2 separate regions of the Homo sapiens genome follow, and region 1 is linked to region 2. Evidence: chromatin loops called from intact Hi-C (ENCODE). Cell type or tissue: heart right ventricle. All regions are shown on one strand. Links, peaks and the distances in the headings refer to the core of each region. The heading gives the core; the rest is flanking DNA. Region 1 overlaps CIITA (class II major histocompatibility complex transactivator). Region 2 has its middle 62 kb from the start of ATF7IP2.

Region 1 (5,376 bases), core at 238-5,237, 610 kb after region 2:
TCCCTGGTCTAATGGAACCCTCCTTGGCGGCTTCACAGGGTGATGCTTGGGGCAGGTGATGGAGATGTGGGAGAGGCAGTTATTTTTAACCACCCAGCCAAGCCCCTTGCCAGGAGGGACTCCCAGAAATGAAGCCTTACCCTTGAGGGAGTTCCCCGCCACTCCAAGCTTGGGGCCTGGGATGGCAGCTGTGAGGGCACCAGCACCATCTGGGGACTCGCTGGGTACCAATTATCACCGCCCTTGGGCTACTTCAAAGGCTGCCCACACAGACACACCCTCCTTGGTAACCAGTCCTCAGGAGGAAGGGCACCCAAGGAAAGGGGGAAGGCTTCCTGGGCTAGAGCCCCTTCAGGGTCTGACACGCCATTGACACTGACCACGTCATTCATTAAGCAAGCACCAACTATACATCATTCACTATCCCAATCTAATTTGCACAAGCCCTTAGGCAGGTGCTACTATTATCCCTGTTTTACAGAGAAGGAAACCGAGGCTTAGGAGATGAAGTCTGAGGTGTTGGTGGAGCTGGGATTTAAACCAAAATATGTCCAACTGCAAAGCATGTAAGTAACAATTTTAGAGGGTATACGGAGGTGACCCTAAGTAACAAGGAATCACATATAGTGAGCAAGCAATTTGCTTTTCAGTTTTTGGTCAATCCTTATGATTATTTAGAGGAGAAAGTTCAGTTTGGTGCTGGTATATCTTATGTTTATCACCCGACAGTTGTTAATCTCTTTTTAACAAAGAATACAGGCCAAGGCCCTGTGACTTTAGCTGGCTTTGGTATTTGGCCAAAAGTTAATGACTTTGGCAGTTAGTGTTTTTATCCATGCCAAGCGATGATGATTTTCTCTTTAGTGACAGACATTTTTTAAAAAATAAATTCACATAAAAAAGTAGTTTTACAGATGAAGCACTAAAACTAGTGCATTTCATCTTAAACTGCAAATTATAAAGGGAATAATAGTAACTTGACAGTGGAGAGACCTGGCAGACACCACCTTCACCAACTGATCAAAGTTAACATCGCCAGAAAGGGGACAGATGGCATGTGCCTCTCGATAAGATGCACTGAAGACACACACTCACTTCTGCAATATTCCTGCCAAGAATGCCTCATCTGAATCTAATCTCGAGTATAACCATCAGACAAACCCAAATTGAGAGACAGTTTACAAAACACCAGCCTTGTACTCTGCTTAATATGTCAATGTCACAAGAGAGAAAGACAGACTGAAGAGCTGATCCAGACTGAAGAAGGCTCGAGATTAATGCAAAAGCTGATCTGGGATTGCATCTTGGACCTCAACTCTCCCCTTTTTATTGTTAAGGGACACTACTGGGACAATTTTTTTTTTTTTTCGTTTTGAGACAGGGTCTCGCTCAGTCACCCAGGCTGGAGTGCAGTGGTGGAATAATAACTCACTGCAGCCTTGAACTCCCGGACTCAAGCAATCCTCCTGCCTGAGCCTTCCGAGTAACTGGGACTATGGGCGTGTACCACAACACCTCGCTATTTTTTTTTTCCTACTTTTTGTAGAGACGGGGTCTCACTATGTTGCCCAGGCTGGTTTCAAACTCAAGTGATCCTTCCACCTCAGCCTCTATAAAATTTGAATAAAGTTGTAGATGAGATTGGTCATAGGATTGTATAGTGTATCAATATTAGATTTGCTGATTTTGACAACCCTACTGTGGTTATGCAAATTTGTCCTTGTTCTAAGGAAATAAATACTGAATTATTTAGGAGTAAAGGTGCATAATGAACCCATTTTCAAATGCTTATGAAAATTACACATATACACATGTGTGCATATACACAGGCATGCATATACAAACAGAGGGAAGAGCATGCACGTGTACATGAGCAAAGTGCTAACTGGTGCAACTGGTGAGTTTGGGCGGGCATTGTTTGTGCTCTTGCAACTTTTCTGTAAGTGTGAAATTACTTCATAACAGAGGTTTTTGTTTGTTTGTTTGTTTTTAATTCAGGAAAAAGTTGGAAGAGTGCGTATGAAATAGGCCTGGCAGAAACTATGAGCTGGTGTTCCAAGGTCGGGGATGGGGAGCCCTCACTGGAGGCACCCCTCAAACCCTCAGTGCTGTGGCCAGGGAACCGGGCTGGCAGTCTTAGTTGGCTTTGTTCCCTCGGCCTCCACTTCCCCATTCTGTGCCTCCATTTATTTGTGAGACAGGGATAAAGAGGTCTGCCACTTTTATTGTGATCTTAGGTTTCCCAAAAGCCGAGTATGCTTTCAGAAGTTCTGGGAGGAAAGCTAGCAGATAAACCAGAAATATGAATATCCAAATTGAGAGAAGCCCTCACTTTCTTAGTTCGGCAAAACAGACACATGAGCTGTAAGTGGGGCAGACCCTGCCTGTTTCTTGGCTGAAATCTCCAGTTTGTATAATTCAGGGCTAAGAGAGCAGGACTCTTGACATCTCACTGTCTTGAGACACATACTGGGGTTTTCTCCTGTCTGAAGACGCAGCTGGCACCAATGTACCCTATGGCCAAGGACCTTCTGGGTGAGCCTCATGTCAGGAGCAGAGCTGGAGAGGTGGCCAGGCCTGGGGGTATACTTGCCTCCCTGTGTCACCATTGTCTGTCTCTTGCTTAGATGACAGCCACAGCTTCCTGGCCTGGTTTCCTGCATCCGCCCTGACCCCTGGCTGTGGGATCTCCCATAACTCAAATCTGACTGTGTCCCTGTGGAAGGTTTGGGTTTCTGACCTGGGCAGCTCTATGTCCGGCACAGGGGTTCTGCTGATAGCACAGGCCACAGATTGGCAAGGAGGGACCAGGTTAGGAAGGAGCAGCTGTGGTTCCTAGTTGGGAGATAACTGAAGCCTAGGAAATCCTGGAATAAGATAGACCAATGCATCGATAACCCTCAGCTCCAAATCTGAGCTGCACCAGGACAAGCTGACTCTGGTGGCAACGTTCTCCAGTCTCTGCATTTTCAGCTCGCTGTGTGCCAAGAGAGGGCTGGCAGGTACCAGCAGCTTTCACTTTCATTAGGAACCGGGACGAATAATCCAACTGAGCTGCCTCTGCACCAGAACTGCTGGGACGTGAAGACTCTCCCTGGCTCCCAGGCCAGCCACTGCAGCCCTTTCTCCTGGGAAGGAGGGAGCTCCCGATTCCCCATTCCCTGCTCCTGGGCAACAATTAACACTCTAGGAAAACCACAGAGCCGGCTATCCAGGGTTCTGGTGCCCTGGGGACCACAGGGCAGCAAGAAAGTTCTCCTAAGGGTCCTGGGGCTGGGAAGGCAGAGTGGGAAGTCTCCCCCAGCTAGGCTAGACCTGGACCTCCCTGGCACTCAGGCAGCCTGTCCTCTTCTGCTCACAGGATATAAATATTCATGCATGAGTATAGGTGCAGGTTTGTACATTTGCAAGGGCATGGGTATAACACGCTTTCCATTGTATCCGACTATGAATATGAGTGGTTAATATTAATACATCTCTTACTATATACAAGGAGATCTAAGTGCTTTATGTATATCTCACCTAATCCTCACAACAAGGGAGATTTTCATTATTTCCATCTTCTAGAAGAGGAAACCAAAGTACAGGGAGGTTAAGCAGCATGCCCAAGGTCACAGCTACCCTGGGATGTGAACCCAGGGCCCTGGCTCTTAACCATGACCCTAATACTGCCTCCTCAAGTAGGTGCTCAGCAAATGTTTGAGGAACTGAATTATGTGGGTCCACACATAAGAGAAAAAAAAAAAAAAGAGGGAGCAAAAGTAGGTGCACCTGTTCATCTTGAGATTCATCCTGGGCCCCACTGTGTGACATGCTCCACGCCCTTAGTCACTGTTTCCTGGATTGGCGTGTGGGGAACACATGTGACCACATGAGAATGGCTGAGAAAGAGCAGGACTGACTACCGGCGTTCCCCTGCTTATGGAAAGGGGCCTGGAGATGAGGCTCGGTCAGATCATCTTGAGGTCTTTCCTGGCGGCTTCCCTGCTGCTAGCTACCCCTCTCATACCCTGGGGTTCTGAGCTTCCTCGGCACTTGGGGGCAAGGCCTCCTTGGCTTGGATTTGAGGGTGGGGAGGAGGGAAGGCTGTGCATGGCTTCCACCACTTCTCCAGGCCTCCCCACTTCCCAGGGTCAGGCCCTGACACCCCGAGAGCTTTGCAAGGGTGTCCCTGAGAGATATTTCCTGGTGTTTCTGCTTAAACAGCGTTTGCTGCAAAATATGTCGAAGCATTTGGGATTCAGTTTTTAGTTCAGAATATGCCAATGTTTTCATTTGGAAGGGGAAGTGTTTCTGTTGATGTGGTAAAGAGATAAAATAAGACGTTCCTCACCAAGTTACACTGCTTCAAAGTCAAATGCTTGGCTTGGAGACAGGGATTTATCTTGGGATCGCAGGCCCTTAGCACACGGCCTGGCAGAAGAGCAGGCAGGGTCAAAGTCTGTTGAATGAGTGAGTGCATATGCAAAGGGCCTAGACACAGGAGTGCGATACAATCAATGCTCAGTACAGATTTTGAATGGATTCCATAGGTTCTACTTTTGAGAGTTGTTCTCAGTCTGTTCATGTTTCTCTATCTTCACTAAACTCCCCTCATCCAAGCCTCTGTCACCTCTGGCCTGGACAACTAACAGCATCTGAGGTGGTGGCCCTGCTTCCCCTCTTACCCCTCAGCTCATTCTGTCCACAATTGCCAGAGTCATTTTTGCAAAATGGGAATGGGATTGTGTCATCTCCTGCCTAGAACCTTCCAATGGCTTTCCACTGCTCTTGGCTATGGCCTTCCAGGTCCTCCATGGTATGGCTCCCACCCACCTCACTGACCTTTCCTGGGGCTGTTCTCCAGCCACATGGGCCTCCTTTTGGTTGCGGAAAAACCAACTCTCTCTCACCTGAAGGTCTTGGCACCACTGATTCCCTCAGCCTGGACTGCTTTTCTCCAGATCCTTCTATCAAATTAAGGCTCAGCTCAAAAGCATCATCTCCTTAGAGAGGCTTTCTCTGACCCCTCAGCTAAAGCAGCCCACCATCTCTATCCTACCGTTTCACTTCTGTTTCACTCCATGTCTACACCTACAGAGACCGTCTACTAGAGGCCAGGCACAGTTTTAAGTGTTGAGGACATGGCAGTGAACACAACAGGGAAGCTCATGTCCTTCTTGCCTGCCTTCATAGTTCCGAAAAAATCTGATTCTCTTGTTTGGGTTCCTACTAGTCTTCCTCACCAAGTGCCAAAGGGCCAAGGCTTGGTCTGTCTTGTTCACTGTGTTCAATCACCAGGCACTGTACTGAACCAACAAGCATTCATTCTGTAAAAGAACGGACGGATGGATGGCAGGCAGGCAGGCAGGCTGGGGAGGTGTGCAGAGCACCTGG
Region 2 (5,376 bases), core at 141-5,140:
TCTGGGATTGCAAGACTGAGCCACTACGCTCAGCCTTAGCTTTGTTATTAATTTGGAAGGCTTTTACATCTGTTTCCCAACTGATGGGAGTAAAGACATGCCCTTGCTATGTAGGTCTAAGAAGCAGCTGCAGACATGGCTTACATACCCCCAGCCCCCATTCCTTCCTCTCTCAGTTGCTCTTCCTTGAACCATACCTGCCCCCCCCCTCCAACGTCCTCTTCTCTCTGCCCAAGGGCTGGCGTCTTGGTTGTTTTCTCTTTTAAGCCAGGCTCTAAGTGTTTACTTCTCTTGTTCTATAATGATTTCTCCCTTTCCCAGAGACATGTGACATTTTTCAGCTCCTTATTCTTTTTTCCAAGGGCCTTTATCTGCTCCACTCCCATCTCACCAAGGCCAACCACATTTGTTATCCTCAGAGGCATGCTTTTTATCCATTTTACCCTGTGCACAGCAGCTGGCCCCTACATAAATGAGCTACATTCTCAGCAGCTTTAAGGAAAGAAACTTGAAAGAAGGGGGAACCAAGAAGATATAAAGTTGGGCACCCCTTCTAATAAGGCTTCGAAAGCAGGGGTCACATGGAAAGGCAAGGACTTTCTTTTTTTTTTCTGAGATGGAGTCTCACTCTGTCACCAGAACGCAATGGCCTGATCTCAGCTGACTGCAACCTCCGCCTCCCAGGTTCAAGCAATTCTCCTGCCTCAGCCTCCCAAGTAGCTGGGACTATAGGCACGCACTACCACACCGAGCTAATTTTTGTATTTTTAGTAGACATGGGTTTTCGCCATGTTGGCCAGGCTGGTCTCAAACTCCTGACCTCAAGTGGTCCACCCGCCTCGGCCTCCCAAAGTGCTGGGATTATAGGCATAAGCCACCACTCCCAGCCGACTCTGTCTTTAAAAAAAAAAAAAAATCCGTATTCCTTTTCGTGTTTTTATGGGTCATGGGGTTGTCAGAAAAAGGAAAATTCAAAAGAAACTGTTAACAGTGACCCACAATAGCTACAGTTAGGCACATGGTTTATAAACCTATGACTATATGGCCGGGTGCAGTGGCTCATGCCTGTCATCCCAGCACTTTGGGAGGCCAAGGTGGGTGCATCACTTGAGGTCAGGAGTTCAAGACCAACGTGCCCAACATGGTGAAACCCCGTCTCTACTGAAAAATAGAAAAATTAGCTGGGTGAGGTAATGGGTGCCTGTAATCCCAGCTACTGCAACAGCTGAAGCAGGAGAATTGCCTGAACCTGGGAGAAGGAGGTTGCAGTAAGCCGAGATCATGCCACTGCATTGCAGCCTGGGCAACCAAGCGAGACTCCGTCACAAAACAACAACAACAAAAAAAACCCTATGCCTATAAACTAAAGCTGACCTCTTGCCTGTGTGCCTGTGTAACTGGAGCTTGTTAAACATTTCACTGACAGGTACTGGGTATAAACTTGTTTATCTGAGGTAGAACAAAGACAGGCTGGAATCAGCCACCCTCCACCAGGCCCTAAGATGCCTAACCTTTCTCCTGACCCGCTCAACTGCTCTTTTACCTTATCTTATGTATACAGTCACGGAGCACCAATGAGAATCACAAAAATGTAACCCTTGCTTCTCTCCCCTCTTCTCCTACCTTCTGTGCCACACACATCCTCCTGTTTGAAAATGTGTATATACTGTGCCTTGCACAACCTACATTGGGACAGATTCTTGGTCTATATTGAGTATGTGTTCCCAGGCTTCAGTCCTCCAACTTGACTCAGAGTAAATCTAACCGTGATTTCTCTAAGTGCTAGCACTTGTAATTTCACTTTTTGGTTGGCAGGGTCACAGATTTTTTTCTCTCCTCCCTAAAGCTCTTCCCCTGGTCCACCCATCTTTTTTTACCTGCAGGTATATTTGCACAGAGAAACCAGAACTAACAAAAATCTACAGTTATGACCATTATCAATACCCAGTTTCGGAAAGTTTCTGTGGAAACTCCCTATGATCAGACAAAAATATTGGCCTGTGCATAGGAATTCAGTAGTGGCCATTTCAAAAGCAAAGTCTATAGAAAGATGTTAAAATGAAAATAAATACACTAGCCAAAAAAAAAAAAAAAAAAAAAAACCCCAGCTCAGCCAGGCGAGGTGGCTCATGCCTGTAATCCCAGCAATTCGGAAGGCTGAGGCAAGAGGATCACCTGAAGTCAGGAGTTCGAGACCAGCCTAGCCAACATGGTGAAATCCCGTCTCTACTAAAAATACAAAAATTAGCCAGGCATGGTGGTGTGTGCCTGTAATCCCAGCTACTTGGGAGGCTGAGGCAGAAGAATTGCTTGAACCCAGGAGGTGGAGCTTGCAATGAGCCAAGATCGTGCCATTTGCACTCCAGCCTGGCAACAAGAATGAAACTCCATCTCAAAAAAAAGAAAGAAAAGAAAAAGAAAGAAAAGAAAAAAAAAATAGGCTGAATTGCAAATACAACAAAGACAAGTGGAAATTTATAGCCCAGAAACAGGGTAGGGATCCATGAGTGGAAAATTAGCTAAAGGAAACATTAGTGGTAAGAGAAGAGGATTCTGGCTAAATGGACCTAACAGGACTCTTGCTGCAGGTAAGCCAGGGTGATCTGGAATGTGATCAGATATCCAGGGTTGAGGATTCTGGCTAAACTGACTTAGCAGGATTCTTGCTAAAATTGGGCGATACAAAAAAAAAAAAAACACCATGGAAGTCCAAGAGTTGAGACCTAACTGGGAAGAGGATTTCGATGAATCTCCCTAAAGCTTGGTCAAGGGGAGGCTCTTTGTCAATCCTTAAGACAACTACTCTAGCCAACCACAGTGGCTCATGCCTGTAATCTCAGCACTTAAGGAGGTCGAGGCGGGTGGATCATTTGAGGTCAGTGGTTTGAGAACAGCCTGGCCAACATGGTGAAACCCCATCTCCACTAAAAATACAGAAGTTAGCTGGATATAAAAGTGTTATTCTCTTTTATAAATGAGAACATTGAGGGGTACAGAGGGCTACTAGCTGTGGCATTCAGTATACCATGCTTAGCCAGGAGATTTTATGGAGGGAATGGTGGGTGTAGGTCAATCTGCCATACATGCAGCCACTTCTTCTCAATCAGTGGTCACTTAATCCTCTCCTTGTACCTCAACTTCATTTAGAGGATAATTAACTACCGTAGGAGTGAAAAGGTAATAAGTTATCCTCACCCATTACAAGGGTCATTGCCAACACTCCTACAACAAAAGACAGATTAATAAGAGAAAAACATAACAAATGAATTTAACAAAATTTTGCATGACACGAGAGCCTTCAGAAACAAAGACCCAGAGGAAACTGTATTTTTATGCTGAGATTCACTGGAAAATGAACAGTTGTGTACAAAGATGATTTGACAAGAAGAGTATGATCTACTGTTAATAAACTGGGGGTGGTGCAGGGCCTCTGGGCATAGAGCAGGATCTCTCTGGAATTGTCACCAGAAAGGGGTTCCTTTCCAGACCCCAAGAGAGGGTTCTTGGATTTCACTCAAGAAAGAATTTAGGGCGAGTCCATAGAGTAAAGTGAAAGCAAGTTTACTGGAAAATTTAAAAAAATAAACAAATGGTCCAGGCATGGTGGTTCATGCCTGTAATCCCAGCACTTTGGGAGGCTAAGGCAGGTGGATCACCTGAGGCTGGGAGTTGGAGACCAGCCTGACCCACATGGAGAAACCCCGTCTCTACTAAAAATACAAAAATTAGCCAGGTGTGGCTCTGGGTGCCTGTAATCCCAGCTACTCAGGAGGCTGAGGCAGGAGAATCACTTGAACCCAGGAGGCGGAGGTTGTGGTGAGCCGAGATCACGCCATTGTATTCCAGCCTAGGCGACAGAGTGAGACTCCATCTCAAAAAATAAAAAAAATAAATAAAAGAATAGCTATTATTCCATAAGCAGAGCAGCCCCAAGGGCTGCTGGTTGCCCATTTTTGTGGTTATTTCTTGATGATATGCTAAACAAGGGGTGGATTATTCATGCTTCCTCTTTTTAGACCATATAGGGTAACTTCCTGACGTTGCCATGGCATTTGTAAACTGTCATGGTGCCGGTGGGAGCATAGCGATGAGGACACCCAGAGGTCACTCTCATCGCCATCTCGGTTTTGGGTTTTAGCCAGCTTCTTTACTGGAAGCTATTTTATCAGCAAGGTCTTTATGACCTGTATCTGGTGCCAACCTCCTATCTCATCCTGTGACTAAGAATGCCTTAGCCTCCTGCAAAAGCCGCCCAGTAAGTCTCAGCCTCATTTTACCCAGTTCCTATTTAAGATGGAGTTGCTCTGGTTCAAGTGCCTCTGACAGAATGAGGATCTTAGGTCCTACTTTCAGGCAAGGTAATGTAACTGTGTAACAGATTCTCCTTGCCCACTGCCTCGACAGAGCCAATTTAAACTGATGCATTAAGACAGGGGAATTGCAATAAAGAAAGAGTTTAATTCACACTGAGCCAGCTGTACGAGAGACCAGAGTTTTAATATTACTCAAATCAGGCTGCCCAGAAACTCAGGGATTGGGGTTTTTAAGGATAATTGGATGGGTGGACATTTGGAAGGTGGAGAGTGCTGATTGGTTAGGTCAGAGATGAAGTCATAGGGAGTGGAAGCTGTCCTTTTGCGCTGAGTCAGTTACTGGGTAGGGGCCACTAGACCAGATGAGCCAGTCTATCGATCTGGGTGGTACCAGCTGATCCATCAGGTACAAGGTCTGCAAAATATATCAAACACTGATCTTACGTTTTATGATAGTGATGTTACCCCCAGGAGCAATTTGGAGAGGTTCAGAATCTTGCACCCTCTAGCTACATGACCCCTAAACCATAATTTCTAATCTTGTGGCTAGTTTGTTGGTCCTGCAAAGGCAGTCTAGTCCCCAGGCCGGAAGGGGGTTTGTTTTGGGAAAAGGCTGTTATCATCTTTGTTTCTAAGTTAAACTATAAATTAAGTTTCTCCCATAGTTTAGCCTATGCCCAGGAATGAACAAGGACAGCTTGGAGGAGAGAACCAAGATGGAGTCGGTTGGGTCAGATCTCTTTCACTGTTATAATTTTCTCAGTTATAATTTTTGCAAAGGCACTTGCAATCAGCCAGAGAATTCCTTTATGGCCGGCTCTCACACTGAAAGGTAGGGGAGGGTCAGAGCCGCTTTCTTGCTTCTGAGGCTATTTCAGTTGCCAAGATGCCACATATCGGAGTATCATGTTCTGAGAACCAACAGGAGTAACCTTCAAGGCCTCTCAAGGTGAAACTCACATATTCTTTGTTTTGTTTTGAAACAGGGTCTCGCTCTGTCACCCAGGCTGGAGTGCAGTTGCATGATTATAGCTCACTGCAGCCTCCAACTCCTGGGCTCAAT

The links. Peaks named below come from ENCODE experiments on the same cell type or tissue, not always from the same donor. Only the 100,000 strongest peaks of a DNase experiment are listed, where the experiment ranks them.
Region 1: it touches region 2 in a loop (6-fold over the local background); 2 of 110 quality-filtered maps call a loop at or near these places.

The regions. Positions count from the first base shown.
Region 1 is chr16:10,934,635-10,940,010 of GRCh38, forward strand. CIITA (class II major histocompatibility complex transactivator) reads left to right here. Exons shown (of 20, transcript NM_000246.4): 20 at 1-1,760. All of the region lies in intron 1 of DEXI (Dexi homolog), which reads right to left. Among named protein-coding and RNA genes, the nearest start is that of DEXI, 5.1 kb to the right of the region's middle. In heart right ventricle, for the core only: a CTCF peak has its summit at 2,690; a DNase peak (open chromatin) is centred at 3,014; H3K4me3 peaks cover 3,276 bases; H3K27ac peaks cover 4,857 bases.
Region 2 is chr16:10,321,787-10,327,162 of GRCh38, forward strand. No RefSeq gene overlaps it. Among named protein-coding and RNA genes, the nearest start is that of ATF7IP2, 62 kb to the right of the region's middle. RefSeq lists a cis regulatory region at 1,356-1,677. In heart right ventricle, for the core only: no CTCF peak of the experiment used is centred there; no DNase peak of the experiment used is centred there; H3K27ac peaks cover 2,385 bases.